Linked DNA regions of Mus musculus: region 1 is linked to region 2. The links are chromatin loops, found by intact Hi-C in ENCODE. Cell type or tissue: heart. All regions are shown on one strand. Each heading gives the region's core, and the rest is flanking DNA. Links, peaks and the distances in the headings are about the cores only. Region 1 overlaps Mast4 (microtubule associated serine/threonine kinase family member 4). Region 2 holds the start of Gm30106 (a long non-coding RNA gene).

Region 1 (15,908 bases), core at 3,222-11,221, 48 kb before region 2:
GAAAATGGAATTACTTGACTTACCTGTTTTCTTGTAATTGTGCTACTTTTATTAGAGATGATAAAAACCAAAAATGTTCACAGTGTATATACAAGTTCAAAAATACAAATCAATAGGTCCTGAAACTTGGAAAAAAAGAAAAAGAAAAGAGTGATGGTCCCTTTCACGCACGGCTTGCACCTTATATGTTCCTTATAGCATCCTGAGCCTCAGGAGAAAAGAAGAGAAAAGGAATTAGATTTGGGAGATCTGTCTCATAAATTTCACCAGAGACACCAAACTACTTAGATTTGACTTCTCTTTGGCCATGCGCCTCGGATGCGCGTACTTGGAATCACTTCTGGGTTAGCTTCCTCCGCTTTGCCCTCTGAGCAGCTGGGGAACCTATTTTACTGGATATTGAGACCTTTTCCTTGGCAGAGTTCTCTATCTGGGTTGCTGTTTGGGAAATGGCATGGATTCCTTAGTAATTAGGTTTCTGTGACTCAGAAATACTTCTGGGGCTCTGGCTATAAAAAGCCACTCCCCTTGAAAACAGGACTAAAGTCTCCATACACCTTCAGGTTAGTGAGATTGCTGTGAATCGGAAATGTGAAATGAGATGTAAAACAATCAGAGGGTCACCCTCCTCTTCACCTGTGCAGAGTGCTGTGAAACAGAGTCACGATGCTGAAAACAGGTCATTGATGCCAAGTGTCTGGGAGATGCCCTTGTCTCTACTTCATTGGGGTTTCCAGAACAACAAAGGCATTTGGGGGCTGGGTAGTTCTTTACTGTAGAGAATGGTGTCATCTCTGTTTTGTAGGATGCTTAGCAGCATCCTGACCACCTACTAGATGCCAGTAACAGAAATCTTCCTCCGTATCCAGAAACATAAAACCAAAACTGTCCCCTGGCATTGTAAAACCTTATTGAGAACTATTATTCAGGAGATTATATAAAAAGACCTCAATATTAGCCACGGCACTGGGTTTGTTAAAATGAATAATATCAGGGCTAGGGAGATGGCTCAATGGTTAAGAGCACTGGTTCTTCTCCCAGAAGACCAGTGTTCAATTCCCAGCACCCACATAGCAGGTCTCAGCTCTCTGCAACTCCAGCACCAGAGGACCTTCCACCCTCACACAGACATACCTGCAGGCAAAATAGCAGAACACATGATATATAAATAAATAACATATTTTTAAAAAAAAATGCATGTCACTGGACATCATTTATATAACAAGAGAAGGACCCTGTCTTATGCTTTCTGAGGCCCTCCAAAGCAATGTCAACCAATGTCCTCTGTACTTATCCCACCAAAATCATGTCACATTACTCTAGGATGAGCCTCTATAATCTACAACTTCTGCAACACACAAAGCCATTCCTTCATTTTTTTTTTTAATTGTTTCTTTGTTTGTAACTTGTTCTGGGAAATACAAGGGTAGCTGCCCTTGGTCCTGGAGATACTAGAGCCATATCACACATCATGCCTGTGTTCCAGGAGCCTCCAGTCATGCAGGTAGACAATCAAATATAGAAGAGATTAAATGGTTATAGGTGCTGAAGAGAAAAATTTGTTAAGATGAGGAGAAAGACTCACCAGGCATGGGAACATTGTGTATCCAAATGGGACAGCCAGGCAGGGTATGAAGAAAATTCAGAGAGTACAGTTAGCATGGAACATGTTTGTCCTCCTGTGGTGAGGAAATTATCTTCCAATGAGGAAGGATTTGTTTTGTTTGTCATTTTAAAGATTTCAGTCCAAAGCATAGTCACCTAGCTCTGATATTCTGTAACTGTGGTGAGACCCTCATCACGCCAGAGCAAGTCCAATAATCTCGAGGAAGCAAAGAAAGAGAGAAAGCCCGAGGGTTCTCGTCAAGAGTGTAGAGCCTATGCCCCAACTTCTTTCTGCTAGGTTTAACCTCAAAGGTTCCACCCTACCCCAAGTAGTACTACAGGCTGAGGTCTGACAGGCTATTGGGTTTCTTTAAGATTCAAACCGTAACAGAAGTACAAGGGGAATGAAGTAGATGGATGAGACATTAGTGACATAGAGTGAAGGGTTTTGGGAGGATCAGGTCAGTGTGGAGCTTTACATATCAGATATTCTGTGAGTTTTTATCTACTCCCCCACTGAGGCTTAAAATATAGGAGTAAACCATGACCGACTTTATAGCCTCTCTCTTTTCCTTTTATTTGGGACCACACCTTGATTACGTTATTTTATCTGTGACTATTTTCCTGTACATCTCTGAAAGATAAGGATTTAAGGGTAATTATGAGGTATTATACTGACGACTAATTGTCTTTCCCCAGATACGGGTATTTGTTTTTGTATCAGATGGTGATTGTTAATTGTCAGCCTGATGGAATCTCAAGGCACTTAGGAGATGAGCTTCTGGGTGTACCTGTCTTGATTGTGTTTATTAGGTAGAAAGGCCTGCCCACTGTGGGCGGTATCATTCCCTGGCTACAATCCCGGATTGTATAAGAAGACAAAGGAAGCTGAATAAGAATGTGCATTTATAGGTCTCTGCTTTTGATTGTAGGTGTGCTATAGCCAGTTATTCAAGCTCTTACACCTGAACTTCTCTGCCATGATGGAGCATATCCTTGATGTGTGCATCCAAATAAGCCCTTTCTGCCTTTAGAAGTTGCTTTTGTCAGGGTGTTCTATCACAGAAACAAAAAGGGAGCTAAAATATGTACACATATTTACACATATGTTATATGTGTACTTATTATGTGTGTATAAGTTCTATATCATTACTTTTGAAATGTCTGATTAATTATTTATAGTTTCTTTGATTTCAGAACCCACAAAGTTCATGGGTCTGGTGGTTTGAATAGGTCCAGAGGGAGTGGCCCTATTAAGTGTGCCTTGTTGGAATAGGTATATCACTGAGATAGTGGTTTCAGAAGCTGAAGCAAGGCCTGGTGGCTCATTGTCTCTCCCTGCTGCCTGAGGATCAGGATATAGACCTCTTAGCTTCTTCTCAAGCACCTGTATGCTGCCATGCTTCCCACCCTGATGATAATAGACTTAACCTTAGACCTGTAAGAGAGCCCCAATTAAACATTTTCCTTTGTAATACATGCCATGGCCATGGTGCCTTCACAGCAATGAATCTCTAAGTCAATGGATTAGTTAGTTGCTAAGTACCTTAAGCCCTTTTAGTCTAATAGGTTCAACTTTCCATTTCTTTCCCCCTTACTAAAAATAAGTGTATAAATAACTATATAAAATATTCATTTAGAACATATTACTTTAGCAAAGCTCTCATTTGCATTGGCTTTTGCTGGTCTTGCCCCTGATTCTATTTAACATGTTGTATCTCTGTGTCCTGCACATGGATCTTCTGATATAGAAGATTGGCTTTCTCCAGGGCTCCGTGGCATTTTTTGGTAAGACTGAGAAGTCTCATTGTTGCCTCAGGAGACACATAATGTCCAGTGCAAGTCTGTCTGTAATGTCAGCAGTCAGCAGGACTCACAGCCTACATCCACTGATTCATGGGCACGTAGAAAAGAGTATTGTTCTGAGCCTTTGGAATGCTGTATATAAAAGAGTCACTTCCCTATCTGTGAGATATAGCACATAGGAAAAGCAAAGTGTTTGATCCTTCCACATTTTCACATTGCTGAAGGGTCATTCTCTAGCATCCCCTAACGTGGCCCTGGCTACCTTCCTTCCCTCCTACTCTCCTTCCTTCTTTCTTAAGCTCCTGACTTCAGACAGTTGTTTTGTTGTTGTTCTTACTGCTACTTGACTATCTCATCTGGACCCAAGTGTGCCTGGTATCTAAGTCTTATTGAGAATGAGAAGGAAGCTAGCAGAGGCTTTGTTCAGAAAGGTTACCCATGGAAACCTTCAGAAAGGAAGACCACTTTGGATTTCCTATGGTCTCTACAACGAGGAGGATACCTAGGAAGAATGGTGGAAAGATCAATAGGAAATTAATCCAGCTAAGAATCCTTGTACCTTTGGATCTGGGTGGTTTCAGAAGAAAGAATGGAGAGGGACCACACATCTGACATTGGACAAAGGGTTATTTGGGATCTGAGAGTCATGATGGTGAGTCTAATTTTTAATATATTAAATTAGAAGTATTGAAAGGACATGCTAGTGAAAACAGTCCCTAGACCATTGCTTGAGAAGAAACACTTGAGAAGAACAACGTATAAAAGTTTATTGGATTGGATTAAAGTATATTTCCTAAAATGAGAATCTCCCATAAAAACTAAAGAATTTCAGAGTTTAACTATTTTTGCTATAGGTAGCTGATTTAAAATTTTTTTAATCATAACACTGATAATTTTAAATCACCACTTCTAAGTAAAATTGATCTCTTTGTGATCACTAAGCCTTCATCATTTCTTCTTCTTTTCTTTTACTCAATTAAAAAGACTTTATTTGCCTTTCCATTGCCCTTCCTGTAGAGACAAGGGTGATCTAATGGCTTCACTTCCAGTAGGATTTATTGCTTCTAAAAGGTAAAGGCTACTGACCCTGATGGAGAAGTTAAAAATACAACAATTTTCATAGAGAAAATTTGCAAATAAAGGATTGAGCAGAGTTGTGGGACAGTACATGAATATTCATCTGGGCTCAGCTCAGAAGGCTTACCAACAGTTGCTCATACCGAGAAGGTAACTCTAGGAGAAACCAAATGGAAGCCAGATAGAGTCCGATGCATTGGGGGAATCAGCCTCGGCTTTTCTCCTTGGCCCTCTGTATGGGGCCCCGTCTGAACCACAGTGCCATGGCAAGAGTGAAGATGCTGCATCTAACCTAGGCAAGGCCACTGTGTGCCTTAGCTGCTGCTCTGGCATAAGGATGGAGGATGACTTCACAGTCCCGGGATGTAGCTGTTCGAACATATCATGTCACCTGCGGTGGTGTGTGCGAGTGTGTGTGTACACGCCCAGCCTAGTAGTACTTGAAAAATTAGAATTCTTGATGAAAGAAAACTTAAGATTTTTTTCTCTTTCCCTGTTTCATTTCAACCAACCAGTGGTTGCCAAACTCTAAAACATTTTCAAATGCATCAGAGGAAGTGACTCAGATATGTTCTTCATATACAACAATAGCCCTGCAGTTAGTTCCAAGTTTTGAATACTGTGGGGAAAAAAAATGTTCCTTGAATAAATACAGGATGAAACTTTCTGGCTTGTGAAATATATACCATCTCTAACCCATGTTAGATTTTACCATGTTAGGTTTACCATTGTAAAGTATGGTCTACCGAGGTGTTCTTAAAAACAGCTTTTCAAAACTAAGGATACACGCTCCTGTCTCTCCAATTCCTAGTTGGTACTTTCCCACCACCGGGGTTGCACCCGTCCACATAAGTCTCTGCTTTAAAACATAGTTCAACTTCCCCCAAATTGGCACAGTTAGTTTATTCCTCTTTCTGCTGATGGCCATATATAGAAAAAAAATCTAATTATTTCTACCAGGCACCGTCCCTCATCGCTTGTGGACTATGAGTGATGCTGAGGAGTAACTCTGAGGAGAGGAGAAACAGAGCTTCCCTAGGGTGGCAAGTTCAGTGCCTAGGTGTCAGGGGGCGGCTGTACGGGGAGGGGGGTCGTTGACATTTTGCTTAGAGGAACTCTTTTATGTATGATACTGTTGCTTTATATTTTTCCTCCAGTCTGCACTGTGAAAAGGACTCTTTATTTCACTGAGGTAAAAAGTGGGTCTGTGAGTGTAGCGACTTTCTTTAAAAAAAAAAAAAAAAAAAATCAGAAACCAATTACTTGATATGCAGAGCTGCGAGCCTCGCTCCTTTAACGAAATCAGTGCAGTGCGCACCACAGTTAACCTGAGGAAAGCCGCTGACAGCTCTTGATTCTGCTGGAGGTGGAAGGACCCAAACTTACAGGATCCCCCCTCCCCCTTGAGAGGTTGTTAGTCCAGTCCTTTAGAGAGGTTCCTTTTGGCGCTCTGTCATCACCGGGACGCTGGCAGAGAGTGTGTGTGTCATGGTTACAATAGAGCGCTGTAACAGATATCAACCATGAAAGCCCAGCGGGAAAGACTACAGATTCCGGGGCTGACCTTGGAGTAAGTATTGTCTGCCTTTAATATTTTAATGCTTTCTGCATGACACTGGCTTTCTCATTCCGGGGACCAATAGCTATTTAGCATTTGTTTGTACTGACAGCCTCAGAGCACTGCAGTGTGAGGTGGAGGACCATGTTTTAAATGCATGGCATTTGGTTCCAGCTGATGTGCAAAGCCAGACCAAGCCGGGTTTTTTTTTTTTTTTTTCCTTGCACTGCAGTCAGAGGGAAGGAAGGCGCCGCTGCATATTTAAAGTTGCTGTGCCTCAGTTCTGGAAACATCTTAACAGCTCATTGTGAAAGAATGCATCAGTAGGCCATGGTATAGCTATGTCTTTCTCCTCTCTTGCTGTTTGTTTGTGCTCATAACGCCTGTTTCTGAAGAAAGGCCCCTGTCTGCCTTGACTAACAGAGAGCATCAGGATGGCTGGGCATGCAGGAGAAGGGTTATTTGTGACGGTCATTAGATGGGACCCACGTTTCTTCAGTGCAGCAGAATATTAATGAACTGAAGAACGTTTTGAATCCTCCCTGCAGTCTCCAGCCATGGCATGCAATGTGTTTACCTAGTTGAGGTCTGTGTTTGCTTAGCTAGTTTTTTTTTTTCTGCTTTTCTTCTTCATTTTTTTTTTCAAACCCATTAATGCATCTCACTGCCTTCTGATTTGATGCAGCGCCGTGAAAATGTCCACATCAAATTTGTGGCGCAGAAGTTAGACATCTGTGATGCAGGAAGTGTCAGCAAATTTTTATTTTAAATCTGTTAGTGGAAGATGCAGAAGCTGTGAGTGAGTCTGCGCTGACACACTTTAAAGAATAAACAGTAAAATATGAGCCTGGTAGGAAAATAAAAATACCTGTGTCATTTACAGCACAGATAGGGGAATGTGTTTTTTGGTGAAATCTTTCTATCCCCTATAATAACATACTGGACTCTCTTAAGAAGAGAGCTCTTAGGTGTCCATAATTAAGTATTCATTCCCTTTGAGTTTGTAGAGGCAAGAGAAATTATCTCCTAAATTAATACGTCAATTAATATACAACATCCTGGTGACTACTTTTTAAACCAGTCCTCCCTTTAAAGTCTCTGCTTATTTTATTCAAATAAAATGCTGGCTTATAAAAAGTTGGAGTACTCTCAGGTCCTTCTTGTCAGGTATAGTGTTTTTCCATAATAGACATAGGACTAGTATTTGCCCATTGCCCTAGTTACTTTCCCACCTGACCCCCACAGTAGCATTAAGCTTCATAATTTTCTTGGAATATCTTAGTGAGAGCTGTACGTTCTTCTACTTTTCCATTCATCCCTGGCCACAGCTTCAGGTGTAGAATCCGTAGCACTACCCTTCTACAGGAGTTGGTTTTGAGCCATGGACCCCTGTTCCCTTTGAATTTCAAAGATCCTATTTCATATTAAGCATGTTCCTCGCTCCATCTTTAAAATCTTGTCCATAACACAAGGAGACAATTTAAAGTAACTTAAAAAAATAAAATACAATTGATATATCCTGTTTTAGACTTGAAAGGCTAAGAGGTTGTCACAATTTTTATGAAGTTGCTCATGACACAGGATACAGAAATCAGCTGAGTACCAACATCTCTGGATTTTGATTGGGTATCAGATAGCTCCTCTTTGGTCTGGCCTCTATGTGGTCAATGTTAGCGTGCATCTAGACTGTTGCTTTCACCTAGGGAACAGAGATAGTAAAATACAGGATTATACTTACATGCCCTGGAAGTTTTCTCAACACCATTTACTTTCATTATTTTATTTACATTTGAATGTAAAGTTATAATATGCATGGCTAGCTTTGCATCCATTCATGAGAAAACTCACCTTTGAGTAAATTCAGTTTCTAGGCACTGTAGAGAAGCAGTAGAAATGTTAGAATGAAGTTTTAACCCTGACAGTATATAAAAGCATATAAAAAAGTATGTAATATAATTATTCGGAGACCACATGACAAGGTCTCAATTCACTAACCTAATAGGCTAGAATAGTTTAGGAATGCTATCTCCTGAGACATTCTAATTGCCTTTTGGGCGAGTTTGTTGCCTAGGCACTCTAGGATTCTGCAGGAGCATTCTTTATGCTCTGTAAATTTAGTCCAGCATCTGCCAGTTACACGGGGGCAGGTTCTGATCCCTGCTTCTTACATGTGAGATATCAAATAAACAAAAATCCTAGAAATAAACAAATTGTCATCTCATGCAGAAATTTGTGACAACTTTCTATTCCCTATAAAGTCATCGTTTTTATAAATTTCACAGCTGCTTCATAACACTTCACCTCACACATCATACATGCTTCTGTCTGGAGACAGCATGGCGTGAGGGCCCATGCATGGCTATTTTAGGACAGGAAAGGACAGATAAGACTCTGATGGGCATAGAGAAAATGCTTGATGTATCTGTGAGCATTCCTGAGAGGTTTCCAATGAGCTGCTAAGTTCAAGTACAGTACATTTAAAAACAGCAAGCTTCCAAAGTGCTCTGATGGCAGAAGGAATCCAAATCCTTAATTTGCCAAGACCTGGAACCAACCTGGAGAATGGTTTTAGAAGCTATCGAGCTTCATTGGAACCCCTTAGTAAATAGGTGGAAATATATTGAGCAATGTCACACTTCAGTTTGTGACACATGCAGCCAACTCTCAATTATACACACAATGGGAGACAAAGATAATATTAAACTTTTTCAAATAATAGTGAACTTTAAGGTTATATGGCTACTGTTTCCAATTCTCTGTGCCACCCAATGGTGCTGTGGAGCTGGCTTGAAACCTCTCCTATATAGAGAGCTTCATTCCTAGACCCTTCGCTCTCAGGTAAGAGCACATGATATAATGTAGAACCATGATCCAGTAGAGAGGCAGTCAGTGTGTTCTTTAAGAAACACATGGTTCTCAGGAGACGGCTATATCAGGTTACTGATATATAGCCGTCTCCTGAGAGACTCTGCCAGTGCCTGGCAAATACAGAAGTGGATGCTCACAGTCATCCATTGGACAGAACACTGGCTCCCCAATGAAGGAGCTAGAGAAAGTACCCAAGGAGCTGAAGGGGTTTGAAGCCCCATAGGAGGAACAACAGTATGAACTAACCAGTTACCAACAGAGCTCCCTGGGACTAAACCACCAATCAAAGAAAATACATGATGGGACTCATGTCTCTAGCTGCATATGTAGCAGAGGATGGCCTAGTCGGTCATCAAGGGGAGGAGAGGCCCTTGGTCCTGTGAAGGTTCTATGCCCCAGTATAGGGGAATGCCAGGGCCAGGAAGCAGGAGTGGGTGGGTTGGAGAGCAGGGGGAGGGAGAAGAGGATAGGGGGATTTTCAGAGAGGAAACTAGGAAAGGGGATAACCTTTGAAATGTAAATAAAGGAAATATCTGATAATAATAGAAAAGAAACACATGGTTCTAAGACAGGAGTCAGAGTTGCTCACTTCCACCTAAGAGTTAGTAGCAGAATAACTTATTCTCAGTCTGTTCTTTGTCATGTAAAAATAATTGGGAATTGACAAGGGTCAATGCTGTTTCTTTTTTCTTTTGGTAAGATCTATTGATAAAATTGTTGATGTAATATTAGTGCTAGGAAGATGGTCCAGAGGGCAAAGTGGTTTTTTTTCTGTTTTGTTTTGTTTTGTTTTCTGTATAAGCACAAGGACTTAAATTATGATCCCAGAACTTTTGTAGGAGTCGAGCCTGGAGATGCATGCCTATAACCCCAGAACTAGAAGGCTGAAAACAAGAGAAACCCAACCCAGGGGCCAAAATGGCAAGCCCCAGGTTCGGTGAGAGACACCAGATCAGAGAAATACAGGGAGAGCAATGGAGGGCTAAGTCCTAAAGAGAACCTCTAGCTTACACACAGGCAAGCATACCTGCATACACATACGTGCGTGCCTATCACACACAAGAAGGAAAGAAAAGCATAGTGGGTGTTTTTACCTCTCTACCAGTGGATAGGCATGGGGCCAGAATCACAAAGGAGAAATGCATCTTGCTGACTGCCTTGTGATGAATACTTGAGAGTTGGCTACTAAAAGTGTTTAGTGGTTTGGATGAATTTGAGAAGCAAGTATTACAATGGCCCAGTGATTGCTGAATTGGGGGGAAAAAAAAGAAAAGGAAAGAAAAATTTCTCTGAAATAAAAACTAGTCTATAGACACTCTTAATAATTTTTCGAAGTTTTTTTTTTAATTACAAATATACGCATGATGAACCCTGTTACCATTGCCCTTAAGGCTTAGGGAAAAATGAAACAAAACAAAAAACAAGCAAACAACAACAAGAACAAAATAATCCTGGGTCATTGCTAAAAGGAAGATCTGCTTCTCTCAGTATTTAAGAACACATCTGTCTTACATGAACATGTGAATGTCTGCTGTTCTAAAACGTCAGGATTTTAACCTGTTTATCTACATTGTCTGATGACCACTTCCCTCTACTTCTGCTCTAGACTCATCCGTGATTCCCAATGTAGAAAGCTTATAGTCAATGTATATTCCATAGAAAATAACATTAGATTGTCTTTGACGCACAGAAAAAAAAAAATCGCTATGGCGATATCAGACCAGTTGCTTTGTGACAAAGAAAAGGCTCAAAGAAAAATGGCAGCCGTGGTTTTTAAATGCAATTTTCCGCAGGAAGTTGCCTCCTTATTCTGTACTCTAGAGCCGAAAGGGGCAAGTGATTAGATGATGACCTGATGCTGTTGGTAATCAGGTCCTGGTGATTGGGCCCGAGGGGAGCTCATCCCTCCAGTGAGCTGTGCTATTTGTACTGCAATCATTTCTCCCACTCGGAATGATGTTATTTTAACTTTCAGTCTCACTCCAAGGAGCCTGAGTCCCACCCCATCCAGCCCGGGCAGCCCCTGTAGTCCTCTCTTGACCTTTCACTTCTGGAGGTAAGCGCACCCCAGGGCCTGTCAGGACTGCTTTATCTTTGAGTCCTCGGGGCCCACCCATGTCACACATGGGAACCTCCTGTCGAATTGGTGCCCTCCTGGGCATTGGTAGATTTTGCTCCCTGGGTTGCTCCTTCCATGCAATGCATCTTCGGGAACATCACTGGTCTTGGGTTATAGCTTGCCTGACTCCCATATGAAAAGTTCTCCCGAGATTTTCGCGTGAAACAACTTGGATGAGGAATCAGGGCAAAGAGTGGGGCACGGATGTAATCAAAATATATTGGATGAAATTCTCAAAGAATTCTTTTCTTTCTTTAAGAAAAGAAATGATTTTGGATTAATTTTGTTGTCAAGTTTTGGTCCTTCTCTTAAGATGATATAATTTATTACAATTCCCAGGAAAATTCCCTAATTTATGTTATATCACACTATGTGTGTCCCTACAAACTATTTGAGACACTCTAATTTATGGGATAAAGTATTTATTAAAAGGAGTTGTATTCTTTAAAAATCTTTTTTTTCTAACTCTGACCATAAATACCCCTAACCCATAGGCTGATTTCCATTCTTCTCGTTCATTAAAAACAAAACAAAACAAAACTGTGTCTGTGTTCTCTTTGTCACGGTGACAAAAGTGCCGGACAACTTAGAAAGAGGCAAGGTGTATTTTGGCTCCTGGTTTCAAGCCATTACTGTGGAATCTGAGAGAAAGAATTAATTAACTATGGAAGTGAATTAATGACTGAACTTCGTTTCATTTCCTGCCGACAGGACTACACTCATTCCTAGGAAAAAGAGACAGAGAATAGCTTTGTATAACGCCTTCTGTGGCGACCCTGGCATGAGGTAGAAGGTGATGGTGGGAAGCAAGCTGAACACGCCCTGACAGTAAGGAAGCAGAGGGGAATGAGCAGGCTGGGACCTCAGTGTGCCTTCTGCTCTCATCAACTAGGCCCCGCCTCCTGTAAGTTCCCAACATCTTATAGTGACATCAGCAGTTAACCAAGATCAGCACTTACACGTTGGGGGACATTTGGACAGCCTGCTGTAAAGATTGCATGGTAGAAAATAATAATATTTACTGTATTATGCTCTATATATTCTAATGGAATTTTTAAATTTTGGTATCACGATGTCTCCATGTGTCTAACAGAATATTACCCAGAGAACTCCACATACTTGTTCGTTTTCATCTTAAGGAAGAAAGTAGAGTCAGTCTTTTAATTGAAGTAGACTTTCAGTTGGAAAGGGCAGCATATTAATCACAGTAATTGAAGCTCTATTTTCTTTAAGCAAGTGAACACAATTTTGTCATTCCTAGCTAGTGCCTTGAAAGCCCTAACTTAAAATCTTTGGATGGTATTTTCATAGTTTTACACATTTGTTTCTGTCATGTTTCTAAAATAAGATTGAATGAAAAATGTGTGGGGAAAATTGACTAGAGAGATGAATTAATGACTTTGAACTTTGGTTCTAGTGCGCTAGTAGGATTGTATTTATAATTATAAAAAGCAAATTTTCACTTGAAAGTTATATGTAATAATTTTTATAAAGCATCATCTAGATCCTAAAACATAGGAAAATCTTTTTATTTATCTGGAGAATTCCACTGCTCTTGTAAGCTGTCGAGGTATGGTGATCTACGCATGAGATATGGGAGTTTCTTCAGGGTACTCAGACCTCTCTGTGTCTTTCATAAACCAGTATGCTACTCAAAATGCAAGCAGTCGAAATGCTGTGGTAGTAGAGGAAGGTAATGTCGAAGAGTGTGGGGGAGAAAAATTTTATGGAATGAGTGAGTGTATTTTAGCTGAACCACAAGACATCCTGAAGGTTTGGCATCAACTATGCCAAACAAAGCAAAACAAAAAAGAGCAACTCTAGGAAGTAAGAAATTATTTCAGTGTCTGTCCTGGCCTGAAGGGACAGGTCAGCAGATAAAGATGCTTGTTGTCAAGCCTGAATACCTCAATTTGATCCCCAGGACTCAAAGGGTAGAAAGAGAGAATTGGCTCTTGTGAGTTGTCCTTTGACCTCTGTGTGTGTTATGGTTTGTCCTCTCTCTCCCTCCCTCCCTCCCTCCCACTCTTCTCCTCTTCCCCCCCCCCCCCACATACCTTTCTCCCAACCTCCTCCCATATACCCTCACATATACACATCTTTCCACCTCCTGATACACATGCACACATACACACACATTCTCTCTCTCTCTCTCTCTCTCTCTCTCTCTCTCTCTCTCTCTCTCTCTCTCTCTCTCTCACACACACACACACACACATACACACACACCTTTCTCCCAACCTCCTCCCATATACCCTCACATATACACATCTCTCCACCTCCTGATACACATGCACACATACACACACATTCTCTCTCTCCCTCTCTCTCTCTCTCTCTCCCTCTCTCTCCCTCTCCCTCTTCTCCCTCTCTCTCTCTCTCTCTCAAATAAATATAACAATCTTTTGAAAATCATGGGCTGATCGTCTAGTAGGAGGGTGGAATGGAAGAGAAATAGAGTTGTTAGAGAGAGATTGTTAAGGATTAGAACTTGACTCTGGCAGTGAAGGTATAACTCGGTTGGTAGCATGCTTACCTAGCAGCATGGTACATGAAACCTACATCTGATCCCCATCACCACATAAAACTGTGCGACCTATCATTCCTGCACTCTGGTAGCAGAGACAGGAGGATCAGAAATTCAGAGTTGTTCTCAGCTCCATAGCAATCTCTAGGCCAGCCTGGGAGATAAGAGACCATCTCAAAAATTTTAATTTGATTTGGGGCCTCGTTATGCAGAACCTTGACTACTAAACTAAAAGCGTGTCACTCGCCTCCACCCGCCACTGTCAGCCGCAGGGGAGGATTGCTTCTGACTACAGAGAAAGATGCTAACGGACAGAGAGAGATTTAATAGCTTCAACTCAAGCTGATGTCTCGCACCTGTCCCCTGTCAGTGACTTCAGACATCCGCACTGCTGTGAAATCATTTAGATAGAATTTTAATTACCTGGTTTAGGTAGACCTCGTGACCTGCATTTAGATTCTTTTATTTCCCATGTGCCTTGCTCAACACTTGGAATGCAGTAAACAACTGGAGAAAGGTTTGTTAAAGAGTAGATGAATGCACGAGAAGCAGAGAAGTATTAACTAGCGAACAAATCAGCCACCCGAGCGGAACAGCTTAAATACAAAGAGCTGTGTTCACCGCCAACCAGCCTAGGACTTTGGAAAGGATCTGCTCCATCCAGGGACCAGTGGTGTCTGCAACACATCCACCTTCAAGGATGTCTTGATGGATTGCAAAGTTCATAGAGAATGGAGCACAGTGGAAGCTGTTGCACATTCCCTTACTAAAAAATGCAGTGTTCTGGTCACACCTAATGAAATAGAGCCTACTTGGAGTCAGGAAAGGGACCAAACAGGTTTGGAGAACAGTTAGCAGTCTTTGTCACAGATGTTGATGGAAGAGAGGTGTATATTGTAGGTATTCAGTAGTTAATGCTCAATGATTGATGGAAACTGAGGTCTCTAGGATGGATGGATGGATGGATGGATGGATGGACCGGAACCCAAGAGAGAACAATTAGGGAGGCAGGACCACATACTAGTGATGACTCTGCCCTAGAACGCATAAAGATTGTTCTAGAGAGGGTTATGTGATTGGCAGCTTGTTTATAAGTGTCTCTGATAGTTTGTTCCAAAATGATGGTCTAATATTATAAATTGTAGGAATTTAATTGTGTTTATGCCTTTTGGGGAAAAGCGCATTTATTGTACCTTGGCACTGATGACATTCTTCTCCCTTGGCTGCGAGGGGTCAGATTTCTCCCCTGTGCCTTTCCTGTGTGTAGATGGGAAGGTGTAGGGAAGAGTGACAGCCATGCCCTTTGGAGGTGCTGACACAGACTTTCTAAATATGGTGGTGGAAGGTTCTGCTCCTTTCATGGTAAGCCCTGGGAGGCAGGCTGTGCTGATGGCTGAGTCAGCTCTCCATCTCCAGCAGGTCCCTGTGGGCTTCTCCAGGTCAGCCTTCTGGGGTACTGGCCAGAAATGAGAGCCACAAGCTCCAAGTCAGCTCTCCTGACGAGGAAGCTTTCTGTCTGGGAGATGAGGCCCAGAAGTGTTGTACCTGATGTGCCAGCAAAGTGACTTCACTCCTTGTGAGAGGAAGACTTCCTTAGGAAGCTTTCTGGGAATGGACCCACTCCCCAGACAGCCAGTCTCAGGGAAGCTAAGATGCCCACCTAGCTGGAAAGAAGCAGAGTACGGCCCTGCACTAACAGAACATAGGATTGCGTATACCAAGAGGTCCTTTCTTTCTTCAAATTTTAAAGTTTTTGTCTGTTTGTTTTTTTGGTCCAGCCATGCTGGGGGAAAAGGTAATAGCAATGCATACCTTAGTTCCTAAATAAAATATGTACTTAATTCTGAACACCAGTTTCTCAGCTACTAGTGTGACAGATAGCACCTTGAGGGCCTTAAGTGTCCTTAGTACATGTCTTCCCTCTCCACTTCTGAGACAGCTATTGCAATTCCCCACGATCCCAGCACTTAAAATACTCTCTTTCTTCTCCATGCTTCCCCCAAGTCCTTCCTCTCACCCATAAATGAAATCACACACGCTGAACTCCCCGTCCAGTAAGGCACTCGTTCCAGAGGGCAGTGTCCATTGTGCTGTAAACTCCACCAGGAGAACACACCTTGTCTGCTTGCTCACACACACAGTCATCCTCCTCCGTAGTTCTGATATATGCAGGAGAGGCTCCAAAACGGGGATCAGCTGAGTGAGTGCCTGGGAGTATTGCCGAGGACTTGAGTCTGGTCTGATTTTTATATTTATATATTGTATGACATAGCATGTTCTGTATTAGGTGTGTCTGAGAGTGGTCTTGACCGCTTGAAACAGAGAACTGGAATTGTGGTTCTTCCACA
Region 2 (15,908 bases), core at 4,888-12,887:
GTGTTCATTCAGACATGAAATAATGGCTACCCTCTGGGGAGAGCAAAGAGGTGGGATGGAGCTCTCTGAGTTCAAGGCCAGCCTGGTCTACAGAGTGAGTCTCAAGACAGCTGGAACTACACAGAAAAACCCTGACTCAAAAAAGCCAATCAATCAATTAATGGCTTGTTTTCTTCTCTCTCTCTCTTTCTCTCTCTCTCTCTCTCTCTCTCTCTCTCTCTCTCTCTCTCTCTTTCTCTCTCTCTCTTCCTCCCTCTCTCTCTCTCTCTCTCTCTCTCTCTCTCTCTCTCTCCATTTTATATACAACAAAATGTGTTTGCCCCTCCACCCCCCATTTTCCTGTTACTTTAAGTAGCATTTTCTCTTCAGCTTTCTCAACACAGGGTCACCTGGCTTTTTTACATTTTTTCCTTGATGTATTATTAGCATTCTTTGTAGTTTTGAATATATTTGATCTCCTAAGGGCCACTAATGGGGACAATACTTATTTTACAGTAATTAAATACCCATCCTTCGTCCACTTGCTATCTTATTGGTTGCTTTTAGTGACTCTTGCCATAGCTGTCATTAACTAACAGTCTCTTCAGAAACCATGTTGTGGTCACTGTGGTGCCTCTTATGAGTCTTTTATAGAATCTGGGACAGTTTATCTGCTCAAAGAACATTTATACTCTTGGCACCCAAAATGCATGCTGTCCCTTTCATCAAGGCCTCCGTAATGAAAGCTAGGAAAGTCTGAAGGTAGCAAGTTTACGTGTGCTTAATGACAGCCATTCAGTAGCACCAGTGAGGACCATCAGGTTTGGCTTGTATTCTCCTGGATAATTTTCTTAGTGGCTTTCTTCTGTTCTTAAACAGTGAAAGAAGAAAATATGGAATGTGGGGAAGCAGGCTTAGAATTCAAAACAGTTTGCATAAATGCAGGGCTCTACCACCCTGCAAATAGCCAATGCATATATTCAACATAAAACAAAGCACTGTGCAGATTTATAACCTATTCGGCTTCAAAAATACCCATTTGCCCAGTTGCCTCAGACAGGTAAGGATTTATGCCTGGAAGACGGAGATATTTTTATTTTCTTTCTTTTTTTATATTATAAAATTCCTGGGAATAGGAATATGACTTCTTTTGAAAAGCAGGCTTAGTATTTACTTTCAAGGCTCATAGAGCTTTTACACGTGCATCTTATTTTGTGTGTCAAAAACCATCAATCACATCTTATGAAAATGTCCGAGAGTGTGTGTTCTTTCTTAATTTTGTAAACTCTTCAGAACAGCCTCACTTTCTGATTAGCCTGAACCTTCACAGTCATGAGAACAAAACTGCCAAATGTGTTGATTTTGGAAACTGAATTTTGACTTTTTTTTTTTTCAAGTCAAAGTAACTAACTTAAAAACTGGAGCCACTGAGTTGGTGGTGTGCTCAGTTATCGTATAAGAACTCCTGGGCTTGATCTGGACCTCATGAACCACTGGGTGTGGTGACTTATGCCTGCGATCTTAGCTGTAGGGATGTAGAGGCAGGAGGATGAGAAGCTCAGTGTCACCCTTGGGTATACACACACACACACACACACACACACACACACACAGTCTACATGAAACCAGATAATAATACTCTTTATTAAAACGTAAAAATGTTTAAATAATAAAAGTATTAACCATAATCTCAAACATGTTCACTAAGATGTTTTATCTTTATTTTTGAGAGAACGGTTTAAGCAGTCATAGAGCTTCTGTTTCATATAATTGCAAGGACAAGTCTCATTTTTCCCATGTTGTAAAAACAGTGTGTTTGCTTCCTTTGGCTACTATAGCCACTTATGATGAGCTAAGTAAAGGCTTGGAGCCTTATACATTCACTCTCTTACAGTTTTACTGGTTAGATACCCAATTATCCACTCCCCCCCCCCCCACCAACTGAACTGACCCTGCTAGGACTGAGCTGACCCTGCTAGCTTGGAATCTCTCCCCACATCCAGATCTCTCTAGCTGCATTCTTTGCGTTCTTGGGCTTTGTCCCCATCGTTTTTCTGAGTGCATTAGCATCTGGCATAAGCCTCTGTTGCTATTGTAATAATTGCACCTAAGAGCCATGTGGGTAGCCTGGACCCCTGACTGCAATCACATCCTCTGAATGTTTCTCAACATCTACCATATTCACAGCTTATCTTGGGGTTAGAGACAGCTCTGGAATTTATTATCCAGGCTGCAGTTCTGGTCTATACTTGTTAAGTTCCAGTTTCTGATCAATTCTTTGGGACCAAAAAAATTGCCTTTTTTCTTTTTTTGAACCTTTAGAATCCTGCCTCCCCTGCCACACCCACCCCACTCCTGACACACACACACACACACACACACACACACACACACACACACACACTATTATAAGCAGTTCTGAATTGATTTCCATACCTTAAGATCTTCTTGTGCATTATAGTTCACACATATATTTATTAGACCTAAATATTGTTAATTTTAAAGATGTGAGGAGAAAGACCACGGCACAAATCATCACAGCCAAGTTAATTAAAACAAGCAATTAAAGCAAACTTTTTAATTTATGTACATGGGCTGCCTCCCCCTAAGGAAGCATTGGACATAGGCAAGATAAGGGCTTTTACAGATTGTGGGTAGAGGGTTTCCAAATGGGGAATTTGACAGACCAATAGGTGGGGCTACAGAAGCAGAAAGTAAAAAGTGGATCATTACAGCCTCTTGTGAAACAGAGACATGGTTGCAAGGTGGTCATAACAAGGTAGTCATAATAAAATGGTCATGACAATGGGTGGTCATAACAACCTTTTAAAAACAACATCATGGCTGCCATTTCTCAGGACTATTCAAACAGAACTATTTGTAGTTAAGGTTACAGGTGGAGGCGTAACTCAGTCCTTGAGAAACAAAGTGTAAGGGTCTGTGATTCAATGAAGAATGATACCCCTGACTCAAATAGTATGTAAATGCAAAGGCTTTTATTCTGCAGAAGAAGAGCATGCTGGGGTCCCTCATTACCAAGATAGAGAGACAACCAAGTGAGCTTGCAGGCCTGATTTAAAGCTTGTCAGGGGATTCCAGGGTAGGTGGTGACCTTTGTCTTGCTCCACCTCTGAGGACATTTCATTACCAGGCCATGGGGGCTGGAAACTTGCTGGGGAGGTCTGGAAACTGCTGCTGACCCATTGTCCTTGTCTCAGACCAGGTGGCAGGGCAGCTTCTGAGGCCTGGACTTGCCTGGACTTGCCCAGTTCTTGGCAATGGAGATTTAGGCCTCATTCTCTGCCAATTTGAACCCTGTCATGAAGTTAGCCTAGCCTTCTCAGGAGGTTTAATTATAACCAGGAATGGACCTTGTTTGTCTTTGTTATAAGATGGTATCTTAGTTTGGGTTTTATTGCTGTAAAGAAATTGCATGACCAAGGCAATGGGACAACATTTAATTGGGACTGGCATAAAATTTCAGAGATTCAGTTCATTATCATCATGGCAGGAAGCATGGCAGCATCCAGGCAGACACAGTACTGGAGAAGGAGCCAAGAGTTCTACATCCTGGCAGCCAAGAAAAGACAGTTCTACCCTGGGTAGAGCTTAAAGGTAGAACCATTAAGGTTCTCAAAGCCCACCCCCACAATGACACATTTCCTCCAACAAGGCCACACCTATTCTAACAAGGTCACACCTACTAATGGTGTCACTCCCTGTGTGCCAAGCATTCACACCCATGAGTCTAAGGGGTTTTCAAGCCTAAGAGGGAGGCAGGCTGATTTATCAATAAATGTTGTGTATCCATATACAAATGTGTATTTTCATCTTCCAAATTGCTTCTAGAACATTGGTACAGAGTACTTGTCTCCCTGTGCCCTTGCAGACATTGGATACTATCACTTTTTAATCTTTTCCAATTATGTAAAAATGATATTTGATATTTTTAACCATATTTCTGTGATAGCTATTCATGACTGGCATTCTGCTTATCCCTCCCCCATGAGTTAATATTTCTTCAAAAGCTTCTACTGGCATAAAAATGATGTGACTTAATAGAAACTCATCTGAAGCCTGCTTGAAAACTGCTTGGCTACCTTCCATGTCTTCACTGACATGTTCTCTTGCTTTGTGACAGTGTGAATCAGCTTTAACAATAGAGGAAAAGTCTGCTTATTGCAGAAACGCCATCTCTACCTCTGTCTGCATGTTTCTTTTTGGTACTTTGACCGAAACTCCTTTTAATGGATAATTCCTCTCATTTTAATGGGATAATTCTCTATACCCATGGTTATCTGACCTGGAAAAATACTCAGGAAAAGATGAACTGATAAATTAACCATAATCTTACATTACAGAAAAGGCCTTGGTGTCAGCTCTAAAGGGCTAAATATAACCACACTGACCTGCCTCAACCAAATTGTCACTTTTTATAATTGCACTGTAATTCATTCTCGGGAACTGAATGAGAAATGATGTACCTTGGACCCAGGCTTCTGGATCAAGTAGCACCATGTCCTTGAAGTTAACTCCACACTGAGATGTATTCCTTACTGACTAGGGTTCACTGATGACCAAAGAAGCACTTAGCATCTCATCCATAACTGATCCTACACCTCCACCGGCTCATAATTAAATGCATAGGCATAGGCCCCCTCCTTTGTGACATTTCAGAGTCTGAGGTAATAGATGTTCATAGTGGGTACAGTACACATAAATAATGGAATGGACTTATGGATCTGTGAAGCTCAAATAAGAGCAGGCAGGCAATGCTTTTTAAAACAAGAGTAGTGTCGTCCGTTGTTCAGGGTGTCAGGCTCTGGCAGTCACTGTGCTGCTGTTGCCTCTTTCCCTGTGAGAAAGCTCATCCTCGCTGTCTTCTTACCCTTGCTGAGCCCGACGCTTCCCATTCTTCACCTTCAGTCACCTCTCTGTCTTCCCTTCCTCGTCTCCCTTGTTTTAACATTCAGCTCAGTGATGGTATTAAAGATCTAAAGATGAAAGCGACACAGCCCCGGCCTGCAAGGAGCTCTTCTTGAAGGAGAACTGATCTGAACCAAATCTGGATATTGATAGTGACTGAAGCCTTTTCGGGTGCTGTCTGGGATAGAGCCCAGGAGAGAGATTTACCTAACCGACCGTGGGTGTCAGGCTTACACAAAGACTGCCTAGAGCAAATGGCTGCCGGGTTCCGTCTCGAGGCAGGGAAGGTCTGGTCTCGCTGTGTGTGTGAGCCTTCCTGTGTATGAGAAGAGGTCATTGACCTCAGAGAGTTGCCCTCTGTTCCGTGATTCTTTTGGTCGCCTGTTAGAGGTCTGTGTGATTTCGATTTGCTGATGTATATTCCAGACAGCTGTTTTAAAGTCGAGAAGCCTATCTGTCTTAGTTTTCTATTGCTGTGAAAAGATACTGTCGCCAAGGCAGCTTATAAATGGAAGCAGATGATTTGGGGGCTCAGTGTTCCAGACGGTTAGAGTCTATGACCATCATGGCAAGGAGCATGGCAGCAGGCAGGCAGGCAGGCAAAGTGTGCTGGAACTGTAGTGAGAACTTACATCTGATCCACAAACAAGAGACAGAAGAGGGCTCTTGGAACCTTTAAGCCTGACCCCAGTGACATATCCTCCAGCAAGGCCACACCTCCTAATCCTTCCCACACAATTCTCCCAACTGGGTACCAACGGTTTAAATATAGGAGCCTATGGAAGCCATTCTCGTTCAGATCACACCTCTCAGCTATGGATCGCCCAATAGCCTCCTTCTACCTCCTTTTCTATGTCCTTGCTCTCCTCTGGGGGGCAGAGGATGCTCTATCCATCTCATTTGTGGTCTTTTTCACAGGACCGTCCTCTGATTGACAGAGCAGAGAACTGCAAGGGTTTCCTTCCTAGAAGTGCTTCTCTGCCTGCTCTCCAGGCCTGACCCACCATGCTTATCCATCACACATGTCAAGAGGCTACTTTGAGTAGAAGTCCTCATTCCCCATCTCTGCCCATTCTCTTAGGTTCATGGGTGATACTTACTTTCTCCTATCTTTCTGCTCTTCTGCTTCTCCTAAGATCAGAATGTCTGTGGGACACATTGCATTCTCCTCCCATTTTTTGTCCCATCTCCGTTCTCCCGTCACCATTTAGAACATGTTCTTCACGCCAACCATGAGGATTATATAGCTCTCTGACGGACTATTAGGAAAGAGAAATTGACTCTTTGTCTTACCCAATAATTTTAGAACTCTGCATCTTACTTTATGATACTTCCCCACCCCCACCCCCACCCCCCACCCACCCCCACACACACCTTTTCCTAGGGTGATACAACCTGATTATTGTCTGCTATGGGTTTCTCCATTTAGATGTATCCCTACCAGTTCTTTATTGTTTATCTTTCTTATTTTTCTTTTTAATCATCAAAATCATACATGAGAATAAAGTTTAACCAACTAGGTTGCCTACTCTTCCCTGAAGAAAGAAGATATGGATCTATTACAGACATAAAGTATCTTCGACGATATTTTGAAAAATACCCCCAAAATCTGGTGAATTGTCCATACAATTTTTATTCTTGTTTGTCTTCTCTTTGTAAAAAGAAGTGCAATAGTTCCAGCACAAAAATATGGTATTACATACATATGAGCATAAGAAAGGTAGCTTTGAATTTCTAACAGTGAGTCATCTGCTCAAGTACATTTCTTTTATATATATTTTTTATTAGATATTTTCTTTATTTACATTTCAAATGCTGTCCAGAAGTCCCCCCCCACCCTGCTCCCCTAACCACCCACTCCCACTTCTTGGCCCTGGCGTACCCCTATACTGGGGCATATAAAGTTTGCAAGACCAAAGGGCCTCTCTTCCCAGTGATGGCCGACTAGGCCAACTTCTGCTTCTGTGCAGTAGCTGGATATAAAATTAACTTGTTTATCTTTCTTACAGTTGAGTATTGTAAGCATCCATTTGTTTAATAACATAAGAGAGTTTCTGTCTTCCAACTGTTCATTGTGTTTTTTGTTCTTCCTCCTGTATATAGCATCCTTTCTATTTTCTTTCTACATTTTTTCCTACATTTTATTTTGACCCCTCTTTGGTTCTATTTTTGTAGACTTTCTCATTTAGAAAAGTCAGTGTGCATATCAGACCTTTTTCCTTAAGTTCAGGAAAGAGTTTAGAAGCCGACCTAATGGACTTACAGATGTGAACCACCTTGAGCAATACTCGTTCATTTTTAGGTGCTGAACACAGGGGTAGGAATGAATCAAGAGAGTTTACAGCAGAATTGCCACTAGGCCAGGATCAGGTAGAGTCTTCATGGAAACTCTGCATCCTCCCTGGATGTAGATACACAGACACAGATTCTTAAACAGGGAGTTGAAAGCTACCCAGTCCTAACAACTTGGCCCAGAGAAATTAATCTCTATATAGTACACACAAATCTGTCCATAGATATTAGCTTTTTAATACTATTCTGTTTGGGCATGGGGCATCTGGAGGGAGAGTAAAAGATCTGTAAAAAGGACATTACGAAACATATGAGGGGAATGAGTTGCAAAGGATTAGACCTTCTGTTTTCTACCATTTTTTTTCCAGAGCTACCCTCCCAGTTGGGTGACAAACCTATCTTCCCATCCCACTTGCCTTCCTTGGAGAAGCAGTGACTGATATTGACATATTGATAAATGAATGAGCAGTCTGGATCCCAGACTATATCCACTGTTGTATTGGCTTAGTGGCTGTCCAATAAGTAGAACATCTTGCTGAGTGTCTGTGTGTTGGCCAAGACCAGCTATGTTCTAAGGCCTTCAAAGGCTCAGTTTCTTCTCAGTTCATCAGCTTTATGGCAACTGCAACTCAACTGTGCTTCCTCTCCTCTCTATATAATTATTTTGTCTGTAAGGAAATGTCAGTAATTCTGACAAATTCAATCCCATGTTTACCGACTGCCTTGCCTTCTGAATCATAGGTTACTAAATCAAGTCATACAGGTTAGAAGACAGGTTACACTTGAGTGTCACACCCACTCTTATCATCAGGGAGTGTGGGAATCTATCAAGTACTTGCTCTGTATTAGCTAATATATCGCTAGCTGTGTGTGTACTTTACCTAGTCTTACCTTTTCAGTGTGGGTAAATTCAGATCTTCCCAAACCTTTTCAGGGAAAATAATCCAATATATTTAGTTAAAATTAGTGTTGGGGTCTGGGAGGTGGCAGGCAGCACTTAAGAGCAAGTACCACTCTTTCAGAGGACCAGAATTTGGAGGTAGCACTTAAGAGCGTGTACCACTCTTTCAGAGGACCAGAATTTGGTTCCCAGCACGAATGTTGGGTTACTCATAGTGATCTGTGATTTCAGATCCTGGGTATCCAGAGCCCTCTTCTGGACTCTTTGAGTACCTGCACCCATATATGCACATTCATACTTTTAGATCACATAATTGTAAAAAGTCTTTGACATTAGCTATTAGCATCGGAAGGTTTCAGATATTCCTGAAAATGGAAAGCAGAGGTGGTGAAGAGGGAAAAGTAAAGGGTTGATTATATCAGTGGACCCATTTAAGTTGCTGCCATGCTTATAGGCAATGCCAACTAAATGAACTTTTTAGAAAGATTATGGAGGAGAGTTGGGAAGTAAAGACATCAGGTCTTACTTAAGCCCATTCAGAGCAGAATTCTCGCCCTATGTATATATCTTCACCCTCTGTGTATATGACTAAGCACTCCTCTTGGAAACTTGACTCCCCTTCCCACACCTTTTCCCTCTGTGGCTGCAACCCTAGTCGCATACAGTCTTTCTAATATTCCTGGTCAGCTAGTCAGCTATTTCTTATCCCTCAACTGCTCTCTTCTTTCATGGGGTAGATACCTGAATTCAAGATTTTTCTAGCACAATTTCAAATCCTCTCTCACAACCTTGATTGCTCTTCTATGGCACCCCTCTTCCTCAACAAGCTCAGGAAATCTTTGGTTTGTCTATGGGATGTAGAGAGGGTACTCAAAGGGGAGTTTTCCTTGTGTTTGCCTGTGATATTTCCTGAAGTCATGCTAGGACCTAAGAAATGTTTGTACTGATATCCTTGGTGACAAAGAGTTGTAAGAGAAAGCCTTCAGAATTTAATAACATTGTTGTAAGAATACTGAGAATTTAGGGTTCTGTGAGGGTATTGATGGATGTCTTCATACTGCTCAATCTTGTGTCTCATAAGAGAAAGAGTAGACGCTTAGTGGAAATGACTATTCAGCAAGCATCTTTAAAAATGTCTGTGTAAGTCTGAGCCTATTCAGTTCTGGAAATACAGAATACAGTATAATCTGGCCTTTGCCCTGAGAAACAGTCTCACAGGGAAGGCAGCAGTAAGCAGCCAAGTAAATACCACGTGGCTGCTATCTAGGAAGACCCTCTTTCAGAGCACTGGAGGGTACGGAACATGCTGGACTGCCCTTTCTCTCCAGGATGACATCATTGAGTGAAATGTTCTTTTAGATTCTTCATATTGTCAGCACTGACTCAGTACAGACATTACATGTACTGAGAGGTTTTAGATGGGTCATCTCATTTTCATTTTCATATGCCAACTCCCAGAGGTTGGTTCTGTTATGGACCAATATTATAATTAGGGAAAATAGGCAGAGATTAAATAACTTGCTTAAGGTTAGATTAAGTGTTGAGGCCAGAATCAAAGACAATATGACTCCTTTCTCAGAGGGAGACATGATCTAGAACAGTGACTCCCAACAAGAAGGCATTGGCAGTGTCTGCAGACATTTTTGATTGGCACCTCTGCTATCTAATGGAAAGAGTCTGGGATGTTGCCAAACATTTTCCAAAGTACAAGGAAGCCTGCAAACCAAAGGATGGCCCAGGCTACACAATCACTAGAGAGAAACTCAACGATTGCATGGGTTTCTTTACACTTCTCAGAGTGTACTTTATACCATTGAGAGTGGCCAGACATCTCTGGGTATTCATGAGGATCTTACAATCTGGGATCTTTTGAGATTCCAGAGACCAGTGATGTTCAAGCCTCCTAGACATGGGGCTAGAGAGATGGCTCAGCAGTCTAGAACACTTGTAGACTGAGTTCCCAGCACTCACATTTAGTGGTTCACAACTGTGTGTAATCTCAGTTTCAGGAGACAGGATGACTTCCTTGGGCCACTAGGGGGTACCTGTAAGCACACGGAGCACATGGTGGTGCACTTTAATCCAGGCAGAGGCAGGCGGATTTCTGAGTTCAAGGCCAGCCTGGTCTACAGTGTGAGTTCTAGGACAGCCAAGGCTACACAGAGAAACCCTGTCTCAAAAAAAAAAAAAAAAAAAAAAAAAAACAAAAAACAACAACAGCAACAAATAAAAAATAAAATAAAGAACATTAAAATTTTCTAACAAAAATTTTATAAGACAGAATGTGTGCGTGTGGACTCTGCATACTCCCACATGTGGCAAACCATCTCTACGTACTCTTCGATATAAAATAAAACCTGTATCCTGAGGCAATGGATGCTATAACATATTGTTTGGGGAACAAGAAAAGAGCCCACCCATCCATGTTCACTAGTCACACAATTTTATTTGCCGGGTTTGTTGTTGTTACTGTTATTTCTTTGGTTTTGTATTCTTGAACCAGGGTCTTGCTATGTAGAGCGGATGGCCCTAGAACCCAGGCAGTGGCTCGTCTCTGCTTTCTCTGAGTGCTGAGCATACATGCGTGCACCACCATACCTGACTTTATATGTTTTTAGTCTTAGTATGCTTGAAGCTGTCAAGGCAGAGGTGGCTGTGCCTCAAAACATTAAAACGCCAAAAGCCGGTGAGGGATGACTATTTGAGAAGGCAGAGGCAGCCAACCGAAGCTTTTAGGATCTTGGTAAATGTTGGGGTGTTGTTCTTGCCACTTATTGCTCAAAGCCTCAGTCTCCCCTATGTAAGATTGGGTGGGCTCTATGATTTTCTTTTATCTCTATGAGTCTCAAAGATCTGAAGAGACTCTAGAAGAAAATGGGATTGCATGTATGAGTGCCTTGTCTGAGGAATATCATCAAACCCTTTTGGAGTCTTTGGGTGAGAAACTATTTCTGTGGACCATAAGACTGAATAATATACGATATAATATTAAATTAGAAGTAACTGACTTAAATTCTAATGTTTTTCTTTATATACTTTTGAATAAACGTTTGTGACTTGGGGCGTTATTTAAATACCACGCTTTTTTTTTTTTTTTTTTTTTTTTTTTGTGTGTGTGTCTTTTTCCTCAGTGAGTAACAATCAGATTCATCCTTTTCCTGTATTCTACTCCATCAAACTCTTAACATACTGGGAGGGAAAGGAATTCATGTTGCTAAATCAGTGCCAAGTAGTCCATTTACACGTCATAGGTGATCATTAACTAGATCCATCTCTCGAATCCATGAGGCCAAACAGGTGTGCGCTGTAGTCATCGGTCAAATGGATGTAAACTCGTGAATTTTGTGTCATTGAGGTTTTCTGGTGAGTGTGGTGGCTTGGCGTGTGCATGCTTCTCCCAGACAACAGGTAGCGTCACCTCCGGAGTCATCAGGGACTTCCCTCCGAGCGCCACAATTGTGCCTCGTCCTATGGTGAATCACCCAAGCTTTCAGGTGTGCACAGCACACACTAGTGTTCCGGTGCGGCAGCTGGACTTATTTATTTATTTTTGAGGGACCGATCCATTTCAGACCCTGGGATGGGGGGGAACTGCGAGGATGCTCCAGCCCTGCGCCTGCTCCTGGGCAGAGTACACCAGGGAGCCGCTCTCTTTCCCCGAGACCCAGCTGGAGGGGCTGAGCCAGGGCCCTGCCACCCTACTTCCAACTGGATCCTACAGAAAGGTGTCAGATTCAAGTCCTCCCATAGGTCAATTTTCTAAAAGTGCTTTCAAGTTTCCATGGTGTTGGGTTTTTTTTTTCCCCCCAGAAGGGGAGGGCAAGAGCAGCTTTTGCGTTCAAATTCTTTTCCTTGTATGTAGACGCCAAAAGGAAGCTTCGTACTGGGCATGTTCGGATGTGAATGGGTTTGCTGATAAGCAACAGCCTCCCGGAACCATAGACTTAAAATAGTCCTCCTCCTACCACCCCACCCCTCCAGGAGCTGCAGATGGTATCTGCCAAACAGATGACAAAGTACCTTGGACTGAATCACACGGAGACAGCATTTTGAGCAGAACGCAGGCTAAACTCTTGTAATTACTGTTTATAGCTGGCCAAGGCTTCCTAGGAGAGGGCAAACACAAGAGGAAGTAAGTTTCCCGAACCTTTCAGATGGCTGTGCATTAATTAAAGGCCAGCACGGGAAGGGTAATTCTCAGTCAGTCTCCGAGTTGTTCCTGAGACCATAGTTCACCGCACGTTTTCTCTGAAGGGAGTGAGTAGATAATTGGGATTTTTTTTCCTTTATTTTTTTTTTCTCCCCATCTCCGTTTTGATCCCATGGCCTTGAACTCACGGTGAATTGAAGAAAGAAAGAAAGAAAGAAATGGATATGTCTGACCCCAATTTCTGGACTGTGCTCTCAAACTTTACTTTGCCTCATTTGAGGAGTGGGAACAGGCTTCGGCGCACACAAAGGTAAAAACGCGGGACCTTGCCCTGGAGCAGGGAGTGCTCTCTCTATCAGAGGCTGGGGGCTGCCGGAGCCCGGTTGCCCGGTTGCGTCTGGGATTTTGTTTGTTGGTGGCAGTTTGAAAAGTTTGTGCCTTGCCAGGGGGTCTCTGTTTCTGTAGTTCCTCTCCTTGGTGGAGCTTCTTAGGGGTTCCATGAGTGCGGGGCTCGGAATTCTTTTGCAGTGTGGATGTTCAGGCATTGCCTTGAGCCCTGCCTGGCAAAGGGGCTTTTGTCTCTGTCCCTTTATCTACTTGTATTTTTATCATTTCATACACCCAGACCTGGGCCTACGGCATTCCTTACAGAGCCTTCCATTCCTTATAGAGCCTTCCAGAGGCTCCCCCTATGTTAGATAGTCCATCTACCACTTATAAGATGCGAATCTGTGTTGCAGAGATAACCCAAGCGAGCATGATTCTCAGTGACTGCTTTTAAAGATCTGTACAACTTTGGCATTTTGACTTTTTTGTCGTTTGGCTGACATTTATTACTAATATAAAGCCAGCCTTTCATTTATAATATGTGTGTGTTATATAAAACATATTATACATGTACATATAATATATGATATATACATTATAAGTGTATATGTAATATGAGATATATCATATATGTATATATGTAGTATATGTTTATATATGTGTATATATATGTATATGTGTATATATATATTTGTGTGTGTGTGTGTATGTATATATATATATATATATATATATATATATGACAACAGATGTGGGTGGGGTACAGTTTGTTGAGAGTTGAGGTAGGGCTGACATTGCAAGTGAGAGGGAGATCAGGATGCATTTGCAGACAGCTGGTGAGCCGAAAGATTGAAAGGAGACATGCCTCATCCCCGTTTCTGTCCAAAGCAAAAAGTAGCATTAGTGTGGGTTTCAAGAACTACGCTCTCTGAAAAAGTACAGATTCTTGTTTGTTTGTTTGTTTAAATTAAAATTTGGCTTGGCTTGCACATGCAAACATGCTTGAAACAGCCCAGTCGAATAAACAGGATGCCAACTATCAGATTTGGAACTTTGTAATCTCTGTGCTCTGCTGTTTAGAGAATACAAGAAAATGGTTCTTTCTGTGCAGTAGTACCTGTAGCTATGTATAGTGCAAATGCAAATGTGAAATACTTTCAGAAACTTGGTCATTTTTTTTTCCAAATTTGCTATGTTATTTCTTGCACTTTAGAGTACTCCTTCATATATGTACATCCACAAATCACATGTCCACACACGCAGGTGTGTGTGTGTGTGTGTGTGTGTGTGTGTGTGTGTGTGTGTGTGTGTGTATGAGAGAGTGAGAGAGAGAGAGAGAGATCTGGAAGGCTTTAAAATCATATCATTAATGCAATTTGAACAGTGCTCATGCCTAAAGCACATAGGATTCATCAAGCATGTGGCTATTTTTCTTGTTCAGATAACCTCTTGGTATTGGCCCTCTCCTGTCTCTTTACACTGTGTCCTCCATGGTCCATGGTCCCAGGTTTTCAACATAACAGATAAAGTTGAGGAGCAATGCAAGGGCTCTATGAACAGGCCGTTGTGTCTTGCAGTACTAACTACTAAAGTTCTCATCTGTCCTGTTTGATTCGAGCATTTGCTATTTCCCAGCAGGGCAGGTCTGGCTGTGGCACAACTGTCCCCTTACCTGGAGCCAGTTCTTGGAGAGATAAGGAAGCCCTGCCACTACCTGTGTGTCTGGTCCTGAAAAGCAGGTGGAACCTTTTCTCCTGGTCCCCGCCCACCTGTTGCTGGTCCTATTGAACGAGTCTGAAGTGTAAGGCTGGACAGACCTGAGTTAGGATAGCATCTGGTCCAGCCTGGTCACTCCAGTTAAGTCTGATGTAACCTGGGTGAGGAGAGTTGAGGAAGGCTGGTTTCTCCCTCCCAATCATGGGCCTGTCTTCAGTTCAAGAAAGCAGAAAAATGGCTTTTCTTTTTTCCTTTCTAGGAATGTGGCATTTGGAAATTGCCCACGTCTGTCCATCTAATTATTGTCTAACCTTCCTCCCTGCTTACTGGTCTAGTATCCCTGATCCAGAATGCTTAGGACCAATGAGTTTTTGATTTCTGGTATTTTAAAGTTTGGCATGACGCCGGGCGGTGGTGGCGCACGCCTTTAACCCCAGCACTTGGGAGGCAGAGGCAGGCGGATTTCTGAGTTCAAGGCCAGCCTGGTCTACAGAGTGAGTTCCAGGACAGCCAGGGCTACACAGAGAAACCCTGTCTCGAAAATACCAAAAAAACAAACAAACAAAAAGTTTGGCATGTGTGCACAGATGTCACTGATTGAACATCCCTAATTAGAAACTACTCTTAAACCAAAACATTTGAACATACTCAAAGTTTATGATTTTTCTGGCAGTTTGGATTTTGAGTTTCCAGATGCGGGAGCTCAGCTTGTATGTAGATTTAGAATGCTGAAGGGCAGAGCCCTTGTCGCAGTGGTATGCATGTGTATGTATAAAATGCTATACATTTCAGCTGTGTCTCCCCCTAAGGATATGGGGAGTGTTATACTCACCCTGTTGTCTTCCCTTTTAGGGATATCTCTTAAGTAATCTAAATCCTGACTTTTCCAAGTCCATCCTCACCTGAAGAGTCCGTCCCTTCCAAAGGCATTCTTTACTCCTGTGCTTTGAAAGATCAGCTGCTTCTTCATTCTTACCTTAAAAACCTGAATGATGACAGATGCTGTCACTCACTGTATAAGCCAACATCATATTAGCCTTGCTGGTCCAGTATGGCACTGGCTTATTAGTCTCTCCTCTCACAGGAAAGTGTTTAAGGTTTCTCTTTTAACTCAGAGTCCTGCCTGGCCTGTAACTCCTGGAGCTCTCTGGGAAAGGGACCCCAAGATTGACTTCCCACATAGATCTTTAGGATTGGCCCATAATCCTTGCATAGCAAATACGGCACAACCATGGGAGGTACGGGTTGTCTGGACTAGTACAGCTTTGCCTTACAGCTCAGAGCTGTCCCTACCCCTTTTTGCCTTCTCCCACTTTCTGAAGACCACCTCAGTAGCACTGTTGTACTTTCTTGGGTAACACAAATCTGAACTTCAGAGACAGGCTCTTCCCAGCTTCTCAGCTCAGAACAGAGTAAACTCTGGATGCAACTTTAACTTCCTAGATTGGCAGCGATAGCATCCACTGAGCATCCCCTCACAATGGGAAGGAGGTGCCTGGATCCCGTCAGCACCTCTGTTCTAGTGCCTTTTCTCTTCCTATTGGATTAAGATCTTGGGGAGGAGGAGGTCAGGCATCCTGCAGCCCATGGGTCCTCTGGGTCACGTGCTGCTGAGTT

Evidence for each region. A loop is a pair of places that touch in the nucleus more often than their neighbours do. Peaks named below come from ENCODE experiments on the same cell type or tissue, not always from the same donor. Only the 100,000 strongest peaks of a DNase experiment are listed, where the experiment ranks them.
Region 1: a loop joins it to region 2, with 2.1 times the contacts of the local background. A loop is called at or near these places in 2 of 42 quality-filtered maps.

Annotation. Positions count from the first base shown.
Region 1 is chr13:102,948,188-102,964,095 of GRCm38, reverse strand. All of the region lies in intron 4 of Mast4 (microtubule associated serine/threonine kinase family member 4), which reads left to right. It overlaps Gm30106 (a long non-coding RNA gene), which reads right to left. Exons shown (of 4, transcript XR_382843.4): 4 at 7,582-7,745. Among named protein-coding and RNA genes, the nearest start is that of Gm30106, 48 kb to the right of the region's middle. In heart, for the core only: no CTCF peak of the experiment used is centred there; no DNase peak of the experiment used is centred there; H3K4me3 peaks cover 2,512 bases; H3K27ac peaks cover 5,274 bases.
Region 2 is chr13:102,902,299-102,918,206 of GRCm38, reverse strand. All of the region lies in intron 4 of Mast4 (microtubule associated serine/threonine kinase family member 4), which reads left to right. It overlaps Gm30106 (a long non-coding RNA gene), which reads right to left and starts at 10,405. Exons shown (of 4, transcript XR_382843.4): 1 at 4,464-10,405. In heart, for the core only: CTCF peaks have their summits at 8,351 (motif pointing left), 10,091 (motif pointing right), 11,640 and 11,888; a DNase peak (open chromatin) is centred at 11,836; H3K4me3 peaks cover 1,654 bases; H3K27ac peaks cover 1,590 bases.